Regions from separate parts of the Homo sapiens genome. Here region 2 is linked to region 1. The links are chromatin loops, found by intact Hi-C in ENCODE. Cell type or tissue: GM12878. All regions are shown on one strand.

Evidence for each region. Peaks named below come from ENCODE experiments on the same cell type or tissue, not always from the same donor. Only the 100,000 strongest peaks of a DNase experiment are listed, where the experiment ranks them.
Region 2: it touches region 1 in a loop (6-fold over the local background); 5 of 110 quality-filtered maps call a loop at or near these places.

What each region holds. Positions count from the first base shown.
Region 1 is chr3:53,916,560-53,924,559 of GRCh38, forward strand. No RefSeq gene overlaps it. Among named protein-coding and RNA genes, the nearest start is that of SELENOK, 29 kb to the left of the region's middle. In GM12878, a CTCF peak has its summit at 4,923 (motif pointing left); no DNase peak of the experiment used is centred here.
Region 2 is chr3:53,726,749-53,734,748 of GRCh38, forward strand. It overlaps CACNA1D (calcium voltage-gated channel subunit alpha1 D), which reads left to right. Exons shown (of 48, transcript NM_001128840.3): 15 at 131-251; 16 at 3,694-3,808; 17 at 4,329-4,398; 18 at 5,268-5,334; 19 at 6,067-6,214. Among named protein-coding and RNA genes, the nearest start is that of CHDH, 120 kb to the right of the region's middle. RefSeq lists enhancers at 4,907-5,447, 5,448-5,986. In GM12878, a CTCF peak has its summit at 3,081 (motif pointing right); a DNase peak (open chromatin) is centred at 5,750.

The DNA of each region.
Region 1 (8,000 bases):
TATTCTATTCTATACTGTTGGTCTGTATTTGTTTTTATGACAGTACCACACTGTTTTGATTACTTTAGATTTGGAGTAAGTTTTTTTCTCAATTTTTTTGTTATGGTAAAATACATGTAACATAAAATTTACCATCTTAACCATTTTTAAGTGCACAGTTTGTGTAGTTAAGTTTTGAAATCAGAAAATGTAAGTATTCCACTTTCGTGAATCTATTTTCAAGATTATTTTTGGCTATCTATGATCCCTTTCGATTCCATACAAATTTTAGAATTTTTTTCTATTTCTGCAGAAAAATTGGTATTTTGATAGGGATTGCATTGAATCTGCAGATTCCTCTGGCTAGTATTGGCATCCTAACAATATGAAGTATTTCAATTTATGAACATAGGATGTCTTTCCATATCTTTATGTCTTCTTTAATGTCTTTCAGCAATCTTTTGTAGTTTTCATTGTACAATTCTTTCACCTCCTCAGTTAATTCTTAAGTATTTCATCCTTTTTGATGCTATTATAAATGAAGTTGTTTTCTTAATTTCCTTTTGATATTATTTATTGTTAATGTATAGAAATATTACTGATTTGTGTTGACTTTGTATCCTGCTACTTTGCTGAATTTACTTATTAGTTCTAACGGGGTTTTTTTTGGTGTATAACTGTGAAATCTTTAGGGGTTTCTACATACAAGATCATGTCATCTCCAAACAGATAAAATTTTACTTCTTCCTTTCCAAATTGCATGCTTATTTTTTTCCTAGTTGCATTGGCTAGGATTTCCAGTACTGCAGTATATATTAAATAAAAGTGGCAAAAAGTGAGCATCTTGCCTTGTTCTTGATCTTAGAGGAAAAGATTTCAATCTTTCACCATTTAGTATGATGTTAGCTGTGGGTTTTTCTTTTTTCTTTTTTGAGACAGAGTCTCACTCTGTTGTCCAGGCTGGAGTGCAGTGGCACGATCTTGGCTCACTGCAAGCTCCACCTCCCAGGTTCACACCGTTCTCCTGCCTCAGCCTCCCAAGTAGCTGGGACTACAGGCGCCCGCCACCACGCCCAGCTAATTTTTTTGTGTTTTTAGTAGAGACGGGGTTTCACCATGTTAGCCAGGCTGGTCTCCATCTCCTGACCTTGTGATCCGCCTAACTCAGCCTCCCAAAGTGCTGGGATTACAGGCGTGAGCCACTGCGCCCAGCCAGCTGTGGGTTTTTCATACACAGTTTTTATCATGTTGAAGTAGTGCTACAGACTGAATGTTTGTAGTTCCCCCAAAATTCATATGTTGAAATCCTAATCGCCAATATGATGGTATTTAATTTCCACAAATTTGTCTGTTTTCCAATTTTCCTTCCATTATTGATTTTTAACTTCATCCCATTGTGCTCAGAGAAGACACTTTGTATGGTATCTGTGTTTTAAAATCTATTGAGACTTAATTTGTGGCCAAACATAAGGTATTTTGGGAAAATGTTTTTGCACTTGAGAAGAATGTATATTCTGTTGTTGTTGAATAAAGTGTTCTGTATATGTCTGTTAGACATAGTTGATTGATTATGTTGTTCAAGTCTTCTATTACTTATTTTCTGTCGGTTTTATCCGTCATTGAGAGTGAGGTATTGAAGTCTCCAACTATTATTGTAGAACTGTCTATTTCTCCTTTCAATTCGGTCAGTTTTTAATTTATGTATTTTGATGGTCTGTTATTTGTTTTGCAAAAGTTTATAACTGTTATATCTTCTTTCCATATTGAGCCTTTTATTAATATATAATATCCTTCTTTATCTCTCTTGTAATCTTTTTTTGATTTATAGTCTATTTTGTCTGATATTAGCATATTCACCACATCTACTTTCTTTAGGTTATTATTTGCATGGAATATCCTTTTTCATCAACCTAATTGTGTCTTTGGAACCAATGAGCCTCTTGTAGACAGCATATAGTTAAACCATTTTTTAATCCATTCTGTCAATCTCTGTCTTTCGACTGGAAGATTTAATCTATTTACATTTAAAGTAATTACTGATAAGAAATAACTTACTTCTGTTATTTTGCTATTTGTTTTCCATATGCCATATAATAGGTTTTTTTGTGTCTCATTTCCTGCATTACTGCTCTCTTTTGTGCTTAGTTGATTTTTTTTGTAGCAAAATGTTTAAATTCCTTTTTCATTTCCTTTTGTGTATATGCTTTAGCTATTTTTTTCTTTGTGATTACCATGGAGATTACATTTAATATCCAAAAGTTGAATTTACATCTGGTTAAATTTAATAACATATATAAACTCTGCTCCTTTAGAAGCTCTGTTCCCATCATTTTCAGCTGTTCATGTTACAGGAATCCATCTTTATACTTTATGTGTTGAAAACCTTCAGCTAATAATTTTTAATGCATTCATATCTTAAATTATATAGAAAACAAAATGTACAGTTACAAACTAAAGTTACAACAATACTAGCTTTTAGACTAATAATTTTTTAAAAATGTATTTTAAAAACTCTCATAAATTACCTGGAAAACAAAAAGTAGTGTTACACACCATTGTTACAATAATACTAGCTTTTGTAATTGCCTGTTTATTTGCCTTTACTGATATCTTTTTTTTTTTTTCAATATGGCTTTAAGTTACTGCCTTTTCTTTTCAACCTGCAGAACACCCTTTAACATTTCTTTTCTTTTCTTTTTTTCACTCCTTAGGTCAGTACCTTTAGGATTTCGTGCAGGGAAGTTTTAGTGATAACAAACTCCTTCAGTTTTTATTTGTAGGGAATGTCATAATTTCTCCCTTACTTCTGAAGGACAGTTTTGCCACATGTAGGATTCTTGGTTGACAGGTTTTTGTTGTTGTTTTTTGTTTATTTTTGCTTATAGCCCTTGAATATATCAACCCACTGTCTTCTGGCTTCCAAAGCTTCTGAAAAGAAATCTGATGTTGGCTGGGCATGATGGTTCACACCTGTAATCCCAGCACTTTGGGTAGCTGAGTAGGGCAGATCACTTGAGGTCAGGAGTTTGAGACCAGCCTGGCGAACATGGCAAAACCCTGTCTCTACTAAAAATACAAAAAAAAAAAAAAAAAAAAAAATTAGCCGGGTGTTGTGACACATGCCTGTAATCCCAGCTACTTGGGAGGCTGAAGCAGGAAAATTGCTTAAACCCGGGAAGCAGAAGTTGCAGTGAGCCAAGATCGTGCCACTGCACTCCAGAAAAAGAAAAAAAAATTGATTTTAATCTTATTAGGAATCCCTTGTATGAGACAAGTTGCTTCTCTCTCACTGCTTTCAAGATTCTCTTTTTGTTTTGGCTTTGGACAGTTTGATTATAATATGTCTTGGTATGGGTCTCTTTGCGTTCATCCTATTTGGAGTTTATTGAGCTTGGATATTTACATTCATGTCTTTCATCAAATTTGGAAATTTTTTGGTCTGCACAAATGTTTGTGGCTAAATTAATTAGTTTCTCCTTCTTCTTTCCTTCCCTCCTTTCCTTTATTGATGGCCAATGGCCAAAAACTCCTTTGTTACCAATTTTTTTTTGCAAGTTTTTGTTTTATTTGTAGCTTATGTTTCATGGCTTAAGTGGCACCATGCCTCTTAAGTGGTGATTAAAGGAAGAAATCTATCTGTCATCTGGTCTCATTTAAATAGCCTGTAGAAAATATTTTGGCTATATTTCACCCTCAAGGCTCTACAAAATAAAGATTCAATAGGCCATTGCATTCAGATGATTCATGTTGTGTTGGAGACATAAAGTGTCTTGTAGTCATTTGGAACTTGCTTGATTCCATGGGATGTAATCACTATTGAGCAGATTCATTATTAAGGCTCTGATAGAATAAAATTCAAATTAGCACATTTATTGCACATCTACTGTTATGTGAGGCACTATAGCTAGCTCAAAACTGATTTTGCTGAACCTAATTATGTTTGTAAGTAGGCGCCAAAGAGAAAAGAGTAAAAGAAAAATTTGGAATGTCTTATCTTGAAATGTATTATTTCACTAAAGAAAGTTTCAATAGTTTGTTGTTGTTGTTTCTGAGACAGAGTCTCACTCTGTTGCCCAGGCTGGAGTGCAGTGGCACTCGGCTCACTGCAACCTCTGCCTCCCGGGTTGAAGCAATTCTCCTGCCGCAGCCTCCTGAGTAGCTGGGATTATAGGCATCCACCACCATACCCAACTAATTTTTGTATTTTCAATAGAGACAGAGTTTCACCATGTTGGCCAGGCTGGTCTTGAACTCCTGGGCTCATGTGATCTGCCCATGTTGGCCCCCCAAAGTACTAGGATTATAGTCATGAGCCACCATGCCTGATCAAGTTTCGACAGTTTTAAAATTACTTGTTATGGGTTGAATTCTGTCCACTGTTTCCCTCTTGTCCCCTTCAATTCATATGTTGAAGTGCTAACCCCTAGTACCTCAGAATGTTGCCATATTTAATGAGAGGGTCTTTACAGCTGGGTATGGTGGCTCACACCTGTAATCCCAGCACTTTTGGAGGCCAAGGCCAGCAGATCACTTGAGTCCAGGAGTTCAAGACCAGCCTGGGCAAAATGGTGGAACCCTGTCTCTACCAGAAATACAAAAAATGAGCCAGGCCCAGTGGCTCCTGCAGTGGCTGGCCAGCTACTTGGGAGGCTGAGGCAGGAGGATCCCTTGAGCCCAGGTGGTTGAGGCTGCAGTGAGCTGAGATTGTGCCACTGCACTCCCGCCTGGGTGACAGGAGTGAGTGAAACCCTGTCTCAAAAAATAAGCAAATAAATAAATAAATACATAAAAGAGAGGGTCTTTACAAAATTAATTAGTTAATGTGAAGTCATTAGGGTGGGCCCTAACCCAGTATAATTGGTGTCTTGATGAAAAGGGAAATTTTGGGCACAGAGACATGCATAAATAAAGAGAAGATGATGTGAAGAGACACAGGGAGAAGACAGCCATCTACAGGCCAAACGAAGAGAGGCCTGGAACAGACTGTTCATTCACAGCCCTTAGAAGGAACCAACTCTGCCAATATTTTGACTTTTGACTTCCTCTGTCTAGAACTGAGACAATTAATTTTTGTTATTTAAGCCACCCAATGTGTGCTCTAGCAAACTAATATATTATTGTATAATTTTATTTATTTATTTTTCTTGTTTTTTAAAAATATATTAATTGTGTAATTTTTTAGGTAAACCAACTCTTTTTTTTTGATAGCTTTTTTTTTTTTATTATACTTTAAGTTTTAGGGTACATGTGCACATTGTGCAGGTTAGTTACATATGTATACATGTGCCATGCTGGTGCGCTGCACCCACTAACTGGTCATCTAGCATTAGGTATATCTCCCAATGCTATCCCTCCCCCCTCCCCCCACCCCACAACAGTCCCCAGAGTGTGATATTCCCCTTCCTGTGTCCATGTGATCTCATTGTTCAATTCCCATCTATGAGTGAGAATATGCAGTGTTTGGTTTTTTGTTCTTGTGATAGTTTACTGAGAATGATGATGTCCAATTTCATCCATGTCCCTACAAAGGACATGAACTCATCAATTTTTATGGCTGCATAGTATTCCATGGTGTATATGTGCCACATTTTCTTAATCCAGTCTATCATTGTTGGACATTTGGGTTGGTTCCAAGTCTTTGCTATTGTGAATAATGCCGCAATAAACATACGTGTGCATGTGTCTTTATAGCAGCATGATTTATAGTCCTTTGGGTATATACCCAGTAATGGGATGGCTGGGTCAAATGGTATTTCTAGTTCTAGATCCCTGAGGAATCCCCACACTGACTTCCACGATGGTTGAACTAGTTTACAGTCCCACCAACAGTGTCAAAGTGTTCCTGTTTCTCCACATCCTCACCAGCACCTGTTGTTTCCTGACTTTTTAATGATTGCCATTCTAACTAGTGTGAGGTGGTATCTCATTGTGGTTTTGATTTGCATTTCTCTGATGGCCAGTGATGATGAGCATTTTTTCATGTGTTTTTTGGCTGCATAAATGTCTTCTTTTGAGAAGTGTCTGTTCATGTCCTTCGCCCACTTTTTGATGGGGTTGTTTGTTTTTCTCTTGTAAATTTGTTTGAGTTCATTGTAGATTCTGGATATTAGCCCTTTGTCAGATGAGTAGGTTGCGAAAATTTTCTCCCATTTTGTAGGTTGCCTGTTCACTCTGATGGTAGTTTCTTTTGCTGTGCAGAAGCTCTTTAGTTTAATTAGATCCCATTTGTCAATTTTGTCTTTTGTTGCCATTGCTTTTGGTGTTTTAGACATGAAGACCTTGCCCGTGCCTATGTCCTGAATGGTAATGCCTAGGTTTTCTTCTAGGGTTTTTATGGTTTTAGGTCTAACGTTTAAGTCTTTAATCCATCTTGAATTGATTTTTGTATAAGGTGTAAGGAAGGGATCCAGTTTCAGCTTTCTCCATATGGCTAGCCAGTTTTCCCAGCACCATTTATTAAGTAGGGAATCCTTTCCCCATTGCTTGTTTTTCTCAGGTTTGTCAAAGATCAGATAGTTGTAGATATGCGGCGCTATTTCTGAGGGCTCTGTTCTGTTCCATTGATCTATATCTCTGTTTTGGTACCAGTACCATGCTGTTTTGGTTACTGTAGCCTTCTGGTATAGTTTGAAGTTAGGTAGTGTGATGCCTCCAGCTTTGTTCTTTTGGCTTAGGATTGACTTGGCGATGCGGGCTCTTTTTTGGTTCCATATGAACTTTAAAGTAGTTTTTTCCAATTCTGTGAAGAAAGGCATTGGTAGCTTGATGGGGATGGCATTGAATCTTTAAATTACCTTGGGCAGTATGGCCATTCTCACGATATTGATTCTTCCTACCCATGAGCATGGAATGTTCTTCCATTTGTTTGTATCCTCTTTATTTCCTTGAGCAGTGGTTTGTAGTTCTCCTTGAAGAGGTCCTTCACATCCCTTGTAAGTTGGATTCCTAGGTATTTTATTCTCTTTGAAGCAATTGTGAATGGGAGTTCACTCATGATTTGGCTCTCTGTTTGTCTGTTGTTGGTGTATAAGAAAGCTTGTGATTTTTGTACATTGATTTTGTATCCTGAGACTTTGCTGAAGTTGCTTATCAGCTGAAGGAGATTTTGGGCTGAGACAATGGGGTTTTCTAGATATACAATCATGTCGTCTGCAAACAGGGACAATTTGATTTCCTCTTTTCCTAATTGAATACCCTTTATTTCCTTCTCCTGCCTAATTGCCCTGGCCAGAACTTCCAACACTATGTTGAATAGGAGTGGTGAGAGAGGGCATCCCTGTCTTGTGCCAGTTTTCAAAGGGAATGCTTCCAGTTTTTGCCCATTCAGTATGATATTGGCTGTGGGTTTGTCATAGATAGCTCTTATTATTTTGAAATATGTCCCATCAATACCTAATTTATTGAGAGTTTTTAGCATGAAGGGTTGTTGAATTTTGTCAAAGGCTTTTTCTGCATCTATTGAGATAATCATGTGGTTTTTGTCTTTGGCTCTGTTTATATGCTGGATTACATTTATTGATTTGCGTATATTGAACCAGCCTTGCATCCCAGGGATGAAGCCCACTTGATCATGGTGGATAAGCTTTTTGATGTGCTGCTGGATTCGTTTTGCCAGTATTTGATTGAGGAATTTGCATCAATGTTCATCAAGGATATTGGTCTAAAATTCTCTTTTTTGGTTGTGTCTCTGCCTGGCTTTGGTATCAGAATGATGCTGGCCTCATAAAATGAGTTAGGGAGGATTCCCTCTTTTTCTATTGATTGGAATAGTTTCAGAAGGAATGGTACCAGTTCCTCCTTGTAGCTCTGGTAGAATTTGGCTGTGAATCCATCTGGTCCTGGACTCTTTTTGGTTGGTAAGCTATTGATTATTGCCACAATTTCAGATCCTGTTATTGGTCTATTCAGAGATTCAACTTCTTCCTGGTTTAGTCTTGGGAGGGTGTATGTGTCGAGGAATTTATCCATTTCTTCTAGATTTTCTAGTTTATTTGCGTAGAGGTGTTTGTAGTATTTTCTGA
Region 2 (8,000 bases), 190 kb before region 1:
GGATTTGTTCAGTGCAAACTGGACTGTGAAAGGCAGCTTAAACCAGATCTAGGCAGCCACCGAGGGGCTCTAAGAGAGCGGCTGCAATTTGTGAATCCACCTGCTGGCTGATACCAGTTTGGCTTCTCAGATCCTGACAGGCGAAGACTGGAATGCTGTGATGTACGATGGCATCATGGCTTACGGGGGCCCATCCTCTTCAGGAATGATCGTCTGCATCTACTTCATCATCCTCTTCATTTGTGGTAACTGTATCCTTCAAGCCGACCAGGCTTTGTTGTTGCCGTCGTTATCTGGTTTTGTTTTTCTTCCTCTGCATTTCTCTGTGGTGATGGTGGTGGTAGTAGTTGTGGCAGGGAGGTAAATGCCTTTACCTTATTAGCTCAATATCTGCTTTTCTTCCATGCTGCTGGGGGACAGCGTCCTGTAAGCAGAATTCCAGAGAGGCTTTGAGGGATGCGCTCTGGCTAAGAGAAGCAAGCCCAGGGAAGGAGCGTGAGACAGCACACATACTGGTCCCAGAGGTCACTCAGTTTGGCATCATGTCTCCTGTACAGGTCCCGAGGGATGGCTGAGCGCAAGGCCAGGTGGTTCTTTATGTTATCATTATTGGGAGCTTAGGCGTCCATCTGTGACTTCCTAAGACCCTTCGTGACTGATGAGAGCCATCTTTGTGGACTGATCTGTGCTCCCCTGGGCTAATTTCACTTTGCTGATCTGTCCATCTTTGCGGATCAAGTGTCCATTGGCTAGCTGCTAAATCATGCTGCATAACTTCTCTCTGCCTTACTTTACCCCTTTTCCCTGTCGAGAGGCACCCTCTAATCCTAGACTTCTGGAATTGGCCCTTAGATCTGTATTTACCTCATTCAGACCCTTCCTGATCCTATAGCCTTTGGTTCTCGGTGTTTTATCTCCAGGTCCTCCATGCCTAGCACCAGACCTGGTACACAGAGGCCTTTAATGAATGTTTGATGCATGAACGACGTACACACTCATGATACTACATCTGGGTTTTCACCCTTCCATTTTAAAAGGTCCTAATCTGGATTCTGCTTCTAAGGTGGCCCAGATCTCTGTAGGTGTTTTCTTCTTTATCTTGTCTGGCTCACTGATAAATTTTCTTCAGTGTGGTAACCTCAGTGCAAACCTGCCCCCTTTTCTACAAGGACAATGCTTTGTGCTATAAGGTATTTTATAAAAACCCCATCTCAACACATATACATCCTTGTAGTCCCTTGACTCGGCTCTAAGGCCCCCTCCACAAGAGCCACCCCTGCCCTGTCTCCCACCCAGAGAAGGTTCTTCTACCTCTGAGCTCCCCCTCAGATTTTATCCACGTCTCTTACTGCCTGTAGGTTCTTCTGTCTACTGGATTTTTATTTATTTATTATTATTATTTTATAGAAGGAGTCTCACTCTGTCACGCAGGCTGGATGGAGTGCAGTGGTGCAATCTCGGCTCACTGCAACCTCCGCCTCCTGGGTTCAAGTGATTCTCCTGCCTCAGCCTCCTGAGTAGCTGGGATTACATGTGTGCACCACCATGCCCAGCTAATTTTTGCATTTTTAGTAGAGATGGGGTTTCTCCATGTTAACCAGGCCGGTCTAAAACTCCTGACCTCAGGTGATCCGCCCGCCTTGGCCTCCCAAAGTGCTGGGATTACAGGTGTGAGCCACTGCGCCCGGCCTGTCTACTGGAATTTTGAGTGGGCATTCCTCCATCTCCCTAACTAGATGGATAAGCTTCTTGAGTCAGGAATCTTTTTGTATTCACATCTCTCAATAGAGTACGGGATCTTGCACATAGTTGGCCCTTGGTAAATGAAAGGTCATTATTTTCTTTTTCTGCTGTCCTATGGTTGACTCTTTAGGCCACAGCAACATCCTGGACTTGAATCTGCAGAGAAGTATTCCCTGGTGCTTGTCTGTGGTTGCATGTTGTTTTCTTTATAGCACATGCCACTGTATCAGAGGTGCTTAGGGAGCTGCTTATGCTCTGTCTTCCCCAACTAGAGTAGACATTCCAGTGTGTGGTGTTTCTTCCTGTGCCCTCAGCACCCACAACAGTGCCTGACACATTGGAGGTACTTGGTAGATCTTTCTGGATGAATTCCAGAGCATGCCACTCTTTAGGAGGGTCTGAGTAATGCCTCTCAATACAGATGATGGATTTTGCTCTGGAAAGTTGTTACAAGCTTGTAAGATCTTCCTGTGGCTCATCACTCTGGATTTGCTTTCCACTACCCAAAGGAGTTGAGTGTCATGGCAAGACTAGAGAGATTATTGTTTCTTCACTGAGATCATGGAGGGAATACTCAGTACAGCTAGTCTCATCACTAGCCCCTGTCCGAGTTACCATTACCCCAGGCCTAGCAGAGGAATGCTCATGTTACCAAGCCATCTCCAGCCCAGGACTAATTGCTTCCTGAGGCTCATTGCAGCTCCAGTTAAAAAATAGGCCAGCATGTCAAAGGCTTTTTGAGTCTTAATGTAATTCACTTACGTTTCTCTCCTCTTTAAAACCTTGAATAGATTAGTCAGGCGTGCTATTCCCTCACAGAGATTTCATCATCTGTTCCTTGTTAGGTTATGTTGGTTTACGTGTTCAGCAACCCATCCAAGACAACAAATTGCACAGGGCGTATGGGACAGTGCTATGCTGCTCCTGTCTCGGGGTCTCTGGGCTCCTGCAGTTTTGCCTGCAGATGGCCGGGCATCAGGCAGAGAGAAGCATTTGTCACAGAAGGGGGCCTTCTCACTTATTGCCCTCTCATCCCTGTGCTTCTCAAAAACATGCTTCACTGCTAGTGGGTAAGAAACAGGCATCTTCTGATTTAGGAGTCTTGTTCAGAATACTTGTTAAAAACAAAAACATTCAAGAAAGCCATGTATACAACATTAGAGTAAGAGTGAAAAAATATGATAATTTGTTCAGTCACCTAACCTTTTATTGTGTTTTTTAACTGGAACTGCAATGAGCCTCGGGAAGCAATTTGTCCTGGGCTGGAGAGGGCAAAAATCAAGTTCAGGTACAGTGATCAAAGATCGAGCTGCAGTGAGACTATTCACAACAGTCCAGCACCAGGTGGCAGTAAGTCAGACACATTATAGTCAGTCAGTGTTTGTGGAGTGAAGGAATGAATGAGTTATCTGTAGACTCTGAAGGTTATTTCAAAGGAGAAAGTCTCATACTGTCTTGTGCAAGGGCATCATCATTTGAATAACTTGCAACCTTTGAAGTGGTCTGTTTTGGAAAGCACTCCCCTGAATATATATGTTGTAGTTGTAGTATGTGTTTAAAAAAAAAACCCAAACTACTTTTTAATTATACCATGTTTATGTTATAGATTGTTTTATAAAATGTATAACATAGCTATAGATACGTAGATGTTTGGACACACACACACACAGAGAAAGGTTGAAATTAGTGGGTTTTCATGGGTTTTAGTGAATCTTAATTTTACTTCTGTAGACTGTCCTTTTACAGGTTTTTACTTTTGTTTTGTTTTGTTTTGTTTTGTTTTGTTTGAAAAGCAGGGCTCTGGTACTCTAGTTTTGCTGTGTGAGTATAACACTTGGGACGGTCACTTACTACCAGCTTCCCGGGATGCAGAGGTGTGTGGCGTTGCCATTGTTGGCCGCACGTAGTTGCATTTAGTAGTGTGTTGTGCCCTTAAAAAGTTGAAATTAGATATTCTACTGAATGTCTTCTTGGCCATCGCTGTAGACAATTTGGCTGATGCTGAAAGTCTGAACACTGCTCAGAAAGAAGAAGCGGAAGAAAAGGAGAGGAAAAAGATTGCCAGGTAACCCTATTTTCCCCTGACGTGTTTGTCCAGGGGCTGTGTTGGGAGCCCTGCAACAGTTGCAGCCTGCCAGGCTTACCCCCGCATCACGGCAGCTGCAGCCCCCGGGTTGCTGCTTTGTGGATCATGGTTGACCATGCACTGCAGACCAAAACGGATGGAATCTTGGGCAGAAGCCAGGCTCTTGGCTGTCATCCCTCGGGGCTGAGAGTGGGAGTCACGTGTCCCCATGCTTAAAGAATCACTGCAGTTAATTTTGGTGTCATAAAATAAATGATGCATTCAATGCTGATTAGCTCTCAGATGAGAATTTTAATAAGATGGTCTGTGTAATGAATCCATCGCATTGAGATTACCAGGAAGCTCTGAGTTTGGGTTGTGCTAGGCTCTTGTGGTTAGTGTTGTTTCTAATTAAATTCTGTCCTTCATTGGAGCATTATTGATTCAGAATCCTGATTAGCATTTTTATACAGAGTAACATGGTTATTTGGTTTCTTGTGCTCTTTTCTCTTCTCTTTAGAAAAGAGAGCCTAGAAAATAAAAAGAACAACAAACCAGAAGTCAACCAGATAGCCAACAGTGACAACAAGGTATGTATTCTAAGATGCTTCTCCCCTTTTTGTTTCAAAATGATCCTGTTGATCTCCATACATGTACCATTTACACTGTGGAAGTGTCTTGTGTATCATTCTTGTAATATTTTGGTGTGAAGAATATGGCACACCATATAGACCCTGGCTTCCCAGGGGGGATTCTGGTTGAATTTAGGCAGTTAGTTGTGTTTACTGATATTTCACCAGAAAACCAATATGATAAAGAATTGACTAGTTTGACCACTTATGTTTTCTTTATTGGAATTGTGCAATCAGCCCTGACCCGTGGTCAGGATCACGTTAGCATCTTCTGAGTGGGTATGAAAATCGCGGATTTTTAATAGATGTCTGTTTCCAGAGGTAATCCCAGGATCAGGTGGCCTCAGGGCTATACTGTAAAACTGAATCCCATTTATGACAGCCCTGGTTGTTTTGTTCTTTCTCTGTTCATCGAGTTGATAAATGCTTACTGAGTGGCTATCATGTATCAGACACTGAGGATTCAGGAATGAAGAAGACAGGTCCCTGCCTTCATGGGGCTCACAGTCTGGCAGGAAGACAGGAGTATGAGATGCATTATCACATGGTATGAGTGAATGTGCTGGCACAGGGCAAGGACAGAGCCCTGAATGGTGCTGGCTAACCACGACTGGGTCAGGGTTCAGCCTTCTTCTCACCTGCCCTCAGGCCTTCTGTCTGAAGCAGAATCACCATCTGGGGACATCTGCCTGTCCCTGCACACTCAAATACAGATGCAGCTTTGGGGAGGAATCCATGCCCTATGCTGGACCACCAGGGTGACTTTTCCTCTCTGAAGTGATTTTAAGTCAGTCTCCCCTCCTCCCAAGATGTCTTTGTCATCCTAGGTTACAATTGATGACTATAGAGAAGAGGATGAAGACAAGGACCCCTATCCGCCTTGCGATGTGCCAGGTATGGTGGCGGAGGCCGGAGACGCTGGCTTTGCTGTGTGTCTTTGCTACTGCTCTGTGACCACCTGCCGAGTCTGCGGCCAGCCAGCCCAGCAGCGTGCACATGAGCTGCTGAGGCCACCAAGGCCGTGGGACCAGTTAGCTCGCCTTTTTCCCATGGTCACAGGCAGAATGTGTCACTCAAATTCCAGGTGATGGGGAGGGAAAGTGCAGGTGGGTCAGGGCAGTCCCAGCTTCTGCTGGGAGACTGGTCCAGGAGGCCCCCCGGTGTTAGCGCTCACCTGACACTTTTATATTTGACTGGCACATTTATTGGCTGATGTGGGTGGGACTGTGGAGTTGGGAGCCTAGGAGCTGATTGAGACTGAAAGTCCCACACAGTTTCTCAGGCTAGTCTGAGCGAGGAGGTTACTGGGGAAACAGCCAGGTGTTGGGAGGTTGGCAGTGAGAATCTCAGCACTGCCACCTTTCATCTGTGGTCAGATCTTACGCTGGTGGGAATCTCATCATTCCCGCAAACTAAACATGCTCACCAGACGGGGACACTTCTCAGCACCCCCCACCCCTGCAACACACACTCAGTCCATGTTCTGAAGGAGCAGGAGGGTTTTGATTCATGTAAGCAGGTAGATGTTGTTAAAGTTTAAGCCAAATTTGCATGTGAAATTAAGAATAATTCAAACCCATATGTAGTCTTTATTTCATGCCTATAAAAAAAGTATTTCATTTAAAGTAGGGGAAGAGGAAGAGGAAGAGGAGGAGGATGAACCTGAGGTTCCTGCCGGACCCCGTCCTCGAAGGATCTCGGAGTTGAACATGAAGGAAAAAATTGCCCCCATCCCTGAAGGGAGCGCTTTCTTCATTCTTAGCAAGACCAACCCGTAAATACTCCCCTTCTAGTCTCTCACGGCTGCCTCTTGCCAGTGACCCTACAGGTTGCTTGAGGGTGGCTCGGGTGGGGGTGAGGGGAAGTGGTTCACAGCCCTTTCTGAACCTGAGTGTCCCTGGCGCCCTCACCCAAGTCCCCTCCAACCCCTCTCTCCTCCACTGTTGCTCTTGCCCTCAGCTCATCTCTTCCTAGCTGCCTCCTTCCCACAGGGGTGTGGCCAGGTCCTGGGAGGAGCTCCATTCTAGGTTCTCCTCCCTGCCTTCACCCCTGCATGGGGACAGCAATGGGGAAAGCCTTGTCCACCCCAGCATATTCCAGCTGGAGCTCACTGCTCTGGTGTTCCATGCTTCGGCCAGCCGTGGAAATTTTTCCTAATGAGTGGATCTTCTGTTAGGATGCCTTGTGGGATGAGAATTTTTGTGACCAAGGTCCGCATAGCATCCTCATCCTCATAGATCCCCCACTTGATTGATCAGTTTTCCCAATTGAGTTTTATCTTTGTAAAGTCATATTGCACAGTGATATTTTATGGGTTGTAAGTATTCAGTTCAGCTCTATGATAGTCTACTTAAAATAGCATTTCTCATGTTAAAATGATAAGGTGCTCACAAGGAACAGGGTAATGACTCACAAGTACTATAAGAGGAAGACGTTTATTTACTAGCTAGTTTCTAGGTTTTAAATCATCTGGGACTGAGTGGAATGCCAGGGGAAATAAATGGCTCCTGGAAAGGTTTCTAGAATTGCAGAAGTAGTTCTTGGCTGTCAGAGAACAACTCTTTATAATTCATTGGCCCTAGGGAGACACAGGTGGGAAGCAAGGCCTGCTGGCATCCTCAGAGATATGAAGATGTGATGGTAGCTTTTACAGCTCACCACTGTTTGGGTGTTCTTTAAAAAAAAAAGGTTATTAAACTGATATTGCTGACACCTACAGCCCTTTGTGTGTGTGTGTGTGTTTGTGTGTGTGTGTGTGTGTGTGTATGTATGTATGTATGTATATGTATATATATATACATATACATATACATATATATATGTGTGTGTATATATATATATATATATATATATATATATATGTTGAGGGAATGCATTTATTTTCACCTAAAGCTACAAAGCACTCCTGCCCTCACTAGCTTGGAAGTTCTTTCCCAGACTCAACTGCTAACCACCTTCAGGTCCTCAGGGGGGTACGCCCAGCATTAAATAGGCCCAAAAGGGAGGACTTGAAGTGAGGGGTCGCCTTACATAAAGTTGACTCCAGTTTGAAAGTGGAAAAAATCTTTTCCAAGGAAAAGCTATCTATCTATAATAGTCTTATAGAATACAGGAATACAGATAGGTATATATACATATACACACGTATATACTTTAGAATTTAAACATATACATACATATTTTAGATATACATATATACACACATATACTTTACAATTTAAATATATGTGTATACATATATTTATGTGTATGTTTTATATATATGTTTTATGTGTATACATATATGTACATATACATACATAAATACATACATGTGTATATGTATATGTTTAAATTCTAAAGTCAAACATTGAGGGTATGGATAACCAGTTGCTAACCAGGCGCAGGGCACATTGAGGACAGCAGCGAGGTTCTGATGGCCCAGAGAGCCATCGTTTGAGCCCAGGTGTCAGGCATGAGCCACCCTCCATTGCTTCACGAGACCACAGGACTTGGTGAGAACTCTCATGCCGGGCCATGAGATCCTTGCATGTTAGCAAATGATGCTCCAACCTTCACTT